Linked DNA regions of Homo sapiens: region 1 is linked to region 2. A link is a contact called in ENCODE Hi-C or POLR2A ChIA-PET data. All regions are on one chromosome and are shown on one strand. Each heading gives the region's core, a stretch centred on a gene start or an enhancer-like site at or near the end of the contact. The rest is flanking DNA. Distances are from core to core; before and after follow the strand shown.

Evidence for each region. Hi-C counts contacts between places; a loop is a spot of excess contacts on that map. ChIA-PET counts read pairs that join two places held with the same protein, here RNA polymerase II (POLR2A). Pooled maps may share reads with other maps.
Region 1: a loop to region 2 is called in a pooled map, with 2.8 times the contacts of the local background. The contact joins two enhancer-like sites. A Hi-C loop is called at or near these places in 7 of 50 pooled maps. POLR2A ChIA-PET finds 5 or more read pairs at or near these places in 3 of 52 experiments (H1 and WTC11).

Annotation. Positions count from the first base shown.
Region 1 is chr12:108,764,958-108,770,544 of GRCh38, forward strand. No RefSeq gene overlaps it. Among named protein-coding and RNA genes, the nearest start is that of CORO1C, 36 kb to the left of the region's middle. RefSeq lists a silencer at 3,793-3,862 and an enhancer at 5,420-5,587. Within about 2 kb of position 3,959, at least 3 of the 41 ENCODE cell types and tissues checked have a DNase peak (open chromatin) inside an H3K27ac peak, as active enhancers do.
Region 2 is chr12:108,952,239-108,957,726 of GRCh38, forward strand. All of the region lies in intron 6 of SVOP (SV2 related protein), which reads right to left. Among named protein-coding and RNA genes, the nearest start is that of SVOP, 66 kb to the right of the region's middle. Within about 2 kb of position 3,136, at least 2 of the 41 ENCODE cell types and tissues checked have a DNase peak (open chromatin) inside an H3K27ac peak, as active enhancers do.

The sequences.
Region 1 (5,587 bases), core at 2,709-5,208, 190 kb before region 2:
GCAGGTGTGTGCCATGACACTTTTGTATTTTTTGTAGAGAAGTGGTTTCACCCTGTTGCTCAGGCTGGTCTCGAATTCCTGGACTCAAGTGATCCTCCCACCATGGCCTCCCAAAGTGCTGAGATTACAGGTGTGAGCCACCTCAGCCTACAAGCATGTTACAAATACCATTTATGAGCTGATCTTTCCCTTAGGCAACACCCCCGACACACACACATTTTCTGTTAACCTGGGAACAAGGTCAAATCTTTTCCATCTCAAGGGAAAAATTATCTCCCATAACCTTGCATCAACCTTCAATACCAGTCTTAACCCCTTCACCAACAAACTTTTTGAGAGTTGTAGCCCACTTGCTGCCTCCCCCTCCTCGCTTCTGCTTTGGCTCTTTCTCTCTCCCCACCCTGAATCTTCTCTTTCCAAGGACAAATTCCTAGGGCCGGATCCAGGGCCTCCTAGTCCGGGTTTGCAGGCCTGCCTGGTGACCCTGACACGGCACTGCTCTCTGCTGCCTTCACTCTTTCTCCCTCTGGCCACCTCTCCAATGTTCGTGTCCCCAGGGCCCTCCCCCGCCCCTTCTTCTTGCCGTTTCATTCTCTCCTGGGCAGGCCCATGCATTCCCAAATCTGCTGGGCCCACACCTCCAGGGCCGAGCAGCCAGTGGCCATCTCCATGTGGCAGTTCCACAGGCCCCTCAGGTGGAGCTTATCCCCGTCCTGACACCTGACTTCCCTCCTGGGTTCCCATTTCAGGAAACACCCCACTGTCCACTCAGCTGCCCAAGCCAGACCGAGGTGCTTCCCTCATCCTTCACCAGTCACCAAGGCCCATCAATTTAGGCTGGGTGTGGTGGCTCATGCCTGTAATCCCAGCACTTTGGGAGGCCGAGGTGGGCGGATCACGAGGTCAAGAGATCGAGACCATCCTGGCCAACATGGTGAAACCTCATCTCTACTAAAAATACAAAAATTAGCTGTGCGTGGTGGTGCATGCCTGTAGTCCCAGCTACTCGGGAGGCTGAGGCAGGAGAATCGCTTAAACCCGGGAGGCAGAGGTTGCAGTGAGCTGAGATCGCGCCACTGCACTCCAGCCTGGCAACAGAGCAAGACTCCGTCCCAAAAAACAAACAACAACAACAACAACAAATTTAGCCTTCTGAAGTTCTCTTGCCATCATCCTCTCACCTCCATCCCACCATCCCACTCTGATCCAGGCCATTCATCCATTCAGTGGCCTTTCATTGTGCACCTACTGTGTTCTAGGGACCATGCAAGGCACTGGGCACGTACATCTCTCCCTGAATCCTTAGAACCCATCCTTACTGGTCTCCTCCACAAAACACTTCCCACCCAGAACCCTGCGTGAACGCTAGCACTGTGCTGTCTACAGAACTTTCTGCAATGCTGGAAATGTTCTCTATCTGTGCTGTCCAATAGGGTAGCCACAAGTAGCCATTGAGCACTTAAAACAGGGCACGTGTGACAAGGGAACAGAATTTCTCATTTAGTTTTATTTAAATTAATTTATTTAATTAACTGTTTTAATATTTAATTTATTTAAATTATTTTAGTTTTATTTAAATTTATTTAACTAGCGGCTGCCACATGGGACAGTGCAGCTCTAGAGGGAAAAGCTGACCACATCCTTTGCAGTTTGCAGCCCCTCCTTGGCTCCCCAGAGCCCTCAGGGTCAAGTCCAATGACCTACAAGGCCTGGCATGGTCTGCGTCCCGCCCACTGCCCCAGCTGGCTCTCCACCTGTGACACTGGTTGCTTAGAGTTTGTGGAAGCCAGGGCGCTCACCTCTACCTCCGGGCCTTTGCACCAGTTCTTTTTTTGTTTTTTGAGACTGAGTCTCACTCTGTCTCCCAGGCTAGAGTGCAGTGGCGCGATCTCAGCTCACTGCAACCTCCACCTCCTGGGTTCAAGCAATTCTCATGCCTCAGCCTCACGAGTAGCTGGGATTACAGACACCTGCCACCACGCCTGGCTAATTTTTGTACTTTTAGTAGAGATGGGGTTTCCCCATGTTGGCCAGGCTGGTCTCGAACTCCTGAACCTCAAGTGATCCGCCTGCCTCGGCCTCCCAAAGTGCTGGGATACAGGTGTGAGGTGAGCCACCACACCTGGCCCACCAGTTCTTCTTTTTTTTTTTTTTTTTTTTGAGATGGAGTCTTGCTCTGTCACCAGGCTAGAGTGCAGTGGTGTGATCTCGGCTCACTGCAACCTCTGCCTCCCGGGTCCAAGTGATTCTCCTGCCTCAGCCTCCCAAGTAGCTAGGACTACAGGCTTGCACCACCACGCCCAGCTAATTTTTTTTTTTCCTATTTTTAGTAGAGATGGGTTTCACATTGTGGCCAGGATGGTCTCCATCTCTTGACCTTGTGATCCGCCCACCTCTGCCTCCCAAAGTGCTGGGATTACAGGCATGAGCCACCGCACCTGGCCTCGCCCATCAGTTCTTTAGTCTGGTAGGAACACTCCCACACCCAATTCCCCACACAACCCCCATTTCTTCTCACTCTTTCACGCCCAATCCAGGGGTCCCTGTTGGACTTCTGTGATGGGGGCCCTCCTCCGTTCCATTTGGAAGCTTTGGGTCATGGCATGAGGCTATACCAGTGATGCCCTGTCCACATCAGCTGAGAGGTGTTCCCCAGGGATCGCCGAAGATCCTTCAGGGCAGTGGCCTCAGAGAGCTGATGGGTGGCACCGACAAGAGGTAGGACCCCTGGCCATTCCTGCTGAGAATCCAGCCTGTGTGGCTTTCATGGAGACGATCTGCATTATTAGCAGAAAAAAGCACGGGGCTTTAAAGTCAGACAGGCCTGGAAGGAGGGTGGAGGTTCAAATCCCATTTCTGCAACTTGAACCCACTCACTATAAGCTCAGTTTTTTGTTGTTGTTGTTGTTGTTTTTGAGACAAGAGTCTTGTTCTGTCTCCCAGGCTGGAGTGCAATGGCACGATCTCGGCTCACTGCAACTTCCACCTCCTGGGTTCACGCGATTCTCCTGCCTCAGCCTGCAGAGTAGCTGGAATTACAGGTGCCTTCCACCACGCCTGGCTAATGTTTGTATTTTTAGTAGAGACGGGGTTTTACCATGTTGGCCAGGCTGATCACAAACTCCCAACCTCAAGTGATCCGCCCACCTCGGCCTCCCAAAGTGCTGGGATTACAGGCGTGAGCCATCGTGCCCGGCCTCAGTTTTCATTTCAATAAAATGGAGTAACAGCATTTCCCGGGGAGGATTCTTGTAAGAGTTAGATATTGTAACCCTAGAAGTAGCTCCGTAGCTAGTTTTTTTAGGGAAAGGGAAAAGATTTGTATGGCCCAGATGCTGTCCTTATAATCCCACAGGTGGAGCCCTCCTCCCACAGAAATGAGGTCTTGTCTTCAGTTTTAAGAGTGAAAAACCAAAGTCCAATCTCTTTATCTCTGGTGGCAGAGATAAAGAAACTGAGGGTCAGAGAGGGCCAGGAGTTTGTCAGAAACCACAGGGCAAGTGGACAGCAATACTGAGAATGCAGACCCACGGATGCCCCCCGGGATAACTGTGCCTAGAATCTGTGGGTCCAATGGAGGGAAGAAAGCCCCCGAAAGGCGCTCACCTTTTCGGATGGGGTTTTCTGCCTTCTTCCTGTTGGACCTTGGGACTGGCCGGTCCCCTCTAGGGGAATCGGAGGCAGAGGCGCCTCCCGGAGTCCCCTGCGGGGCGCTCTGGAGCCTGTGCACCTGGAGGCCGGCAGACACTCCGGGCCTGCAGCGGGGACCCTCGGAGCTGGAGAGCTCCAGGAGGTGCAGGCAGCGCGCCACCTCCTCCAGACGGTACACGACGGGGCGTCGCGCCTCCAGGGCTAGGCCGGGCGGATGGAGGGGGTCCCCGGAGCCCGGGGGAAGTGGCGCAGTGGGCGTCTGCATCGGCCCGAAGGCACTTGCGCAGAGGTCCGGCAGGCAGCAGAGCACCTTGTGGGCGTGGTCGCTGGAGGCAGCGCCTGGCACCCCCATCTGGCACAGAGCGTCCCTGCCCTGCCCCCTGGGGCTGCGGAGGCCACCTCCACGCCCATTTGCCATCCCTGAGCCGCTTCTGCGACCTGTGGGGGTGGGGCGAGGGTGACTGGGCTTTCTCTTCCCCTTTCTTTGGAAGTTTCTATGACATCCCAAGCCCAAGAGCTGCTGGCATTGTGTCCTCCTCTCACCTGTCATCTGGGGGTCGGGGAGACAGACTGAACTCACCAAACCACAGAGCTCGCTGTGCACCCCTGAATGGGACACTATCTCTTCCTTCATTCAACAGACAGATCTGGGGCTGGGGTCAAGAGCCTCCCTCTTCCCATTGTGTGCTTAGGCAACTCTCTGAACCTCAGTTTTCTCATCTGTAAAATGGGAATGCTAAGAATAATACCATTTTAATAGTGTTTTCAGGATTAATAAGAAAACAACCAAAGTGTTTGGCATCCCGGAGGCCTGCAGCAAAGGGGCTGTTTCTGGTTTTGTTTTGTTTTGTTTTGAAACAGGGTCTCACTCTGTCACCCAGGTTGGAGTGCAGTGGAGCTGTGCAGCGGCGTGATCTCGGCTCACTGCAGTCTCTGCCTCCCAAGTTCAAGTGATTCTCCTGCCTCAGCTTCCTGAGTAGCTGGAATTATAGGTGTGCTGCATGCCCGGACATTTTTTGGATTTCTAGTAGAGAGGGGGTTTCACCATGTTGGCCAGGCTGGTCTCAAACTCCTGACCTCAAGTGATCCGCCTGCCTCGGCCTCCCAAAGTGCTGGGATTACAGGCGTGAGCCACAGCCCCCAGCTGGGGCTGTTTTTGTTGAACCCTTCCTCCACCCCTACCTTCCTGCCCCCTCAGCCCAAGGGAACCCCCTGCCTGGTCCACCCAGGAGCCCATCCCTGCTGAGCTTTGGGTTGAGCAGGGAGAATGGCTAAGGCCGAAGCTGGAACCAGCAAGAGACAGGCTCTGTGACCTTGGACAAGTAACTGCCTCTCTCTGGGCCTCAGTTTCCCCATCTGTAGAAGACAGGTGCTATACTGCAACAAGTCAGAGGGGCAGCAATGACCGGTACATTTATGGAGCACTTACTGTATGCTTCATGCTTCACCTGCTTCCTAACAACCTTATGAGGCCACCAGCCCCACGGTACAGGAAGCAAGGCTCAAAGAGGTGGAGCGAGGCGTCTACGGTCATACAGCTATAAGTAGGGTTGGTAGACTTGAACCCCAGCTCTCCTTTCTGAGTAGCATGTTCCCCTGGGGGCCTTGGGCTAACTTTGGAGGGGCTTCCACCTCCCCAGCCCTCCCTTCCTTCCAACCTCCATCGGGAGGCGCTCCCCTGGAGGAGCAGCTGCCGCTGGCCCCCACCAGGCTGGGCACAGAAGGCCAGGGCTGGGCATGTTCCCCTGGGGGCCTTGGGCTAACTTTGGAGGGGCTTCCACCTCCCCAGCCCTCCCTTCCTTCCAGCCTCCATCAGGAGGCGCTCCCCTGGAGGAGCAGCTGCCGCTGGCCCCCACCAGGCTGGGCACAGAAGGCCAGGGCTGGGCTGCTGCTCTGCCTCCAGCTAGCTGGGAGATGAGATGGACAAACACGGGAG
Region 2 (5,488 bases), core at 1,886-4,385:
TTTTTTTTTTTTTTGAGTCAGAGTCTCACTCTGTTCCCCAGGCTGGAGTGTAGTGGTACGATCTTGGCTCACCGCAACCTCTAACCCCCAGGTTCAAGTGATTCTCCTGCCTCAGCCTCCCAAGTAGCTAGGATTACAGGTGTGCACCACCACGCCTGGCTAATTTTTATATTTTTTAGTAGAGATGGGGTTTTGCCATGTTGTACAGGCTGGTCTCAAACTCCTGGCCTCAAGTGATCCACCTGCCTCAGCCTCCCAAAGTGCTGGAATTACAGGCATAAGCAACTGTGCCCAGGCCCCCTACACTACACTTAATAACTATCTGGCCAGGCACGGTGGCTCACACCTGTAATCCCAACACTTTGGGAGGCCAAGATGGGAGGATCACTTGAGTTCAAGAACAGCCTGGGTAACACAGTGAGACCGCCCACCCTGTGCCCTGCAGCCCATCTCAACAAAAAATTTTAAAAATTAGCTGGGCGTGGTGGCACACATCTGTACTCCTAGCTACTCCAGAGGCTGTGGTGGGAGGATCCCTTGAGACTGGAAGTTTGAGGCTGCAGGGAGGTATGATCGTGTTGCTGTACTCCAGCCTTGGCAACAGAGCGAAATCCGGTTTCAAAAATAATAATAATAACTATCTGACCTCCAGCAAGTCCCTTGTGAGTTCTAAGCCTCAGTTTTCACATCTGTCATACGGGGATAAAACAGTTGTTCAATGGACCAAGTAAGTTAGTCTGAGCAGAACATTTAGCAAAGTGCCCAGCACTTGGTAAGCTCCATTATTATATCTACTTTGGGGAAAGAAAGAAAAGAATGAGGAAGGGAGGAGAGAAGGAGGGTTGTAGAAAAGCACAGATCAGCGTAGAGGAATGGGCTCCTTAATGATCTAATTGACTTTTTTTTTTTTTTTTCTTTTTTTTTTTTGAGACAGAGTTTCACTCTTGTTGGCCAGGCTGGAGTGCAATGGCATGAACTCGGCTCACTGCAACCTCCACCTCCTGGGTTCAAGCGATTCTCCTGCCTCAGCCTCCCAAGTAGCTGGGATTACAGGCATGTGCCACCACGCCCAACTAATTTTGTATTTATAGTAGAGGCAGGGTTTCTCCATGTTGGTCAGGCTGGTCTCAAACTCCCGACCTCGGGTGATCTGCCCGCCTCAGCCTCCCAAAGTGCTTGGATTACAGGCGTGATCACCACGCCCGGCCCTAATTGACATTTATACTTAAAATTCAGAGTACATTACAAGGACTTCTGGTTGTTGAGCTTTTAAGAATTATACAGCAAAATCTTTTTCATCTGGTTTTATGAGTTGCTGCAATAGGATAAAGCTATTGTAAATTAATGGAAACTTTTAATTGCATTTAATCACATCAAAATATCTCCAACTAAATGTTTCTAAATAATGAACTTAAGGGAGCCATTTTTATAACTAGATAGGAACATTGTATAATTTAAGACATTATTTTTATGTAAGTGGATAGAGTTACAGTGGTGGGAAGCCAGTGGCTCTCTTGGGTGGCTAAATATTTCTTCTGCAATTTTGTTTCTAGTTTTTATTTGCCCTCCTCACAGATAAAACAGATATTTAGGCTGGGCGTGGTGGCTGATGCCTGTAATCCCAGCACTTTGGGAGGCTGAGGCAGGCGAATCGCTTGAGGTCAGGAGTTCGAGACCAGCCTGGTCAACATGGTGAAACCCCGTCTCTATTAAAAATACAAAAATTAGCCGGGTGTGGTGGCTTGCTCCCATAATCCCAGCTACTCGGGAAGCTGAGGTGGGAGGATCGCTTGAACCCAGGAGGTGGAGGTTGCAGTGAGCCGAGATATCACACCACTGCACTCCAGCCTGGGTGACAGAGTAAGAATCTGTCTCAAAAAAAAAAAAAAAAAAAAAAGCTATTTAGTGGAGTAGTTCAGATAATAGGTTTGGAGGGTCAAGTGATGTTTAGACATCAGCTCTGCCATTTACTAGCTATGTGACCTTGGGCATGCTACTTAGTTTCTACAAAGCTCCAGCTTTTGTACCTGTAAAATGGAGATGATCATAATATCTACATCCTAAGATGAGCGTTAAAGTGGTAATACACGTAAAGCACAAGGCTCAGTGTCTGGAATGTAATGATAGCTCAATAAACACATGGAAGGGCTACAGTAGTGTTCAATACATGAATAACTAAATGGGGAAGAAGTAGGGAGCAGGCAGGCAAGCTGGGGACCCTTAAGATAAGCATGAGATAAGGGGGAAAGGCCCTCCTAGCTCCTCTATGTCCTTTATTTTATTCCCCTGGTGTCCTGTGCCATAATCCCAGAACCCCATGGGAAGAATCTCTCGTCCTCTTTGTAGTCCCGCCCCTTTGCTGTTTTGGGGTGTGATTTTCTCTGTTCCAGCTACTCCACCCTTGCAATCGCATCTGCTTATAGGCTTCCGGAGGCTTCTCAAAATTCTGATCCACTGATGGCACCATTTTCTTGCTCTCCAGTACTCTTAAGTATTTATTCTATTTCTTAGCTGGGCGCCATGATGCATGCCTGTAATCCCAGCACTTTGGAAGGCCAAGGTAGGCAGATCGCTTGAGGCCAGGTATTCAAGACCAGCCCAGGCAATACAGTTAGACCCCGATCTCTACCAAAAAATAGAAAAAATTAGCTGAGCATGGTGGTGTGTGCCTGGAAGGCTGAGGCAGAAGGATCACTTGAGCCTGGGAGTTCGAGGCTGCAGTGAGCCATGATTTTGCCACTGTACTCCAGCCTGGGTAACAGAGCGAGACCCTGTCTCTCACAAAAAGAAAAGATTTATTCTATTTCTTACTACTTCTATGTCATTTCCAGGAAATGTGGAAGAAGAAGAAATAGAAAATGTCACTTCTCATTCTACCATCTTGAACAAGAATTTCTGTGGACATTCTGAATATTTAAATCCTTTATCTTTCCTTATATGAGAAGAAAATCCAGTGACTGTTTGAAGTCTATTTCTACAGGCATCTCTCTGAGCATCCCTGGTAAGGGAATTTGATTTGCTCTTCTGTGAGTACATTCCTTCCAGCCACGAGGGGAAAACGGTATCGTCCTCAATGAACTCATCATATTCATGAATAGGGCAGTAGTTGTGTCTGCAGGAATTCCTGGAGCTGGGCCAGAAGTGGAGCACATTGTCCACAAGTCCCTGCCAGCCCAGATTTATGGCTGCGGCTCCATTAATAGCCTTTCCTTCAAGCTCCAGTGGTTTGTAAGCTCATCCCAGATCCAGAAGTGTATGTCAAATGCCTACTCTACAGAGCCCTGGAGGAATTAATCATGAATCAAGGAGGGAAGGACTGAGGAGAGCTGAGAGCCACTCACCATCCTTCCAGCCTCCCAAGTGGCAGGAGGAGGCTGGGAGTTTGCTCATGTGTCAAATCCATGTGGTCATATCTCCCCTGTCCCTGTTCTATCTACAGTGATACCTTGAGTCATTCATCCGTCATCCATCATACATCACAATGACGCTTGAGCTTCTTGCCAAAGCCTTCAGCAGATCAAATGCTTGTTAATAAATCTTGAGTGCTCTGCCAGGCACTGTCCTGGGCATTTTACAGAATGTTGTCATTTAATGACTATTTTAAGGGACCCCATGAGGTGGGGATGTTGTTGTTCCATTTTAGAGATGAGAAAACAGATGCAGGAAGGTTCAGTGACTTGCCTGAGGTCATACAGCTATTATGTGACAGAGCAGCCAGGATTCAAACCCAAGCCGTCTGGTTTCAGAGCCCATGATCTATTTTAGAATTAGCATTATGCTGGCTGGGCGCAGTGGCTCACGCCTGTAATCCCAGCACTTTGGGAGGCTGAGGTGGGTGGATCACGAGGTCAGGAGATCGAGACCATCCTGGCCAACATGGTGAAACCCCGTCTCTACTAAAAATACAAAAAAAATTAGCTGGGCGTGGTGTCAGGCGCCTGTAGTCCCAGCTACTCGGGAGGCTGAGGCAGGAGAATGGTGTGAACCCTGGAGGCGGAGCTTGTAGTGAGCCGAGATTGCGCCACTGCACTCCAGCCTGGGCGACAGAGCGAGATTCCGTCTCAAAAAAAAAAAAAAAGAATTAGCATTACCCTTCTAGGCTGTCTCTTCCAGTCTTCCCCAATCATGATGCTCAGCAGGCATAAGAAATCAATCCCTGACCTATTACCCCTGAGGGGGTGGGCGCTCTAGCAGGACTGAACAGATCCCCACCCTCCAATGCTGATCTTGCTGCTTGTGCTGCCAAAGAGCCAGCCTGCCCGCAACAGAGACCAACATGGAGCCCCCAGGATGGAACCACTCCATGTCACTTGGTAGCAACTTAGGTACATACATTGGACTCTTCCAGTTTTGAAGGAGCAGCAATTCATCTTGACCGAATCGGCACCTATTCTGAGTATTGGTTTATCTTTCCTGCCCACAAGGTCTCAGTCACCACCATCACCTGAGGGCTCACACAATGTCTGACCCACTGACAAAGGATCCATCATAACATTGCATGGGACCCAAGGAGCCCATATAGAGTGAAGGAGATGTAGAAGCGGATGTATGGCCTGGAATCCGCTGGTCCTATCATATATTGTGCTATCCTGAAGCTGCTGGCCTAAGAGAGCAATGGAACAGGACTCTGAAGGTGTCACTAAGGTGTCAGCTTGGAGACGATGCCCTGTGACCATGGGGCACTGTCCTCCAGGACACAATACCCACTTAAGTCTATTGCCATTATGATGCTTCATTCCCAGGAGAAAAGATTCATGGGTCTGGAAATTAAGGGGTTGAAGTAAGAGTAGGCTTCACTGTCATCAGTCTCAGTGACCCAGATCAGGGGATTTGTACTTCACATCCTGCAACTTCTGGGCTCGGTGGGTCTAGAGGTCCTGGCTCCCAGGGAGGGAAAGCTTCCACAGGAGACACAGCAAGAGTCTCAGTAGAATGTCTTTTTTGAGATGGAGTCTTGCTCTGTCGCCGAGGCTGGATAGCAGTGGCGCGCTCTCAGCTCACTGCAAACTCCGCCTCCTGGGTTCAAGGGATTCTCCTGCCTCAGCCTCCCAAGTAGCTGGGATTACAGGTGTGTGTCACCACACCCAGCTAATTTTTGTAATTTTAGTAGAGACGGGATTTCACTGTGTCGGCCAGGATGGTCTCGAACTCCTGTCCTCACATGATCCACCTGCCTTGGCCTCCCAAAGTGCTGGGATTACAGACGTGAGCCACCGTGCCCGGACCCATTAGACTTTAAGCAACAGCTGCTACCCAGTAACTTTGGGCTCCTTTGTGTCAAGAAATGAACAGGCAAGAAAAAGAGTCACCGTGGGCTCCTTGGGTCCCATGTCAGAGAAATTGATCCTAACCACCATTAAGACTTAATAAGCCCCATCTATCATAGGGCCACCCAGGTGATATACCAGACATCTCTTGGTAATCTCCTGCTCAATTTTGGTGTTAAATGGACAAGCGCAGCAGCTATGGCCTAAAAGAGGCATGGCGA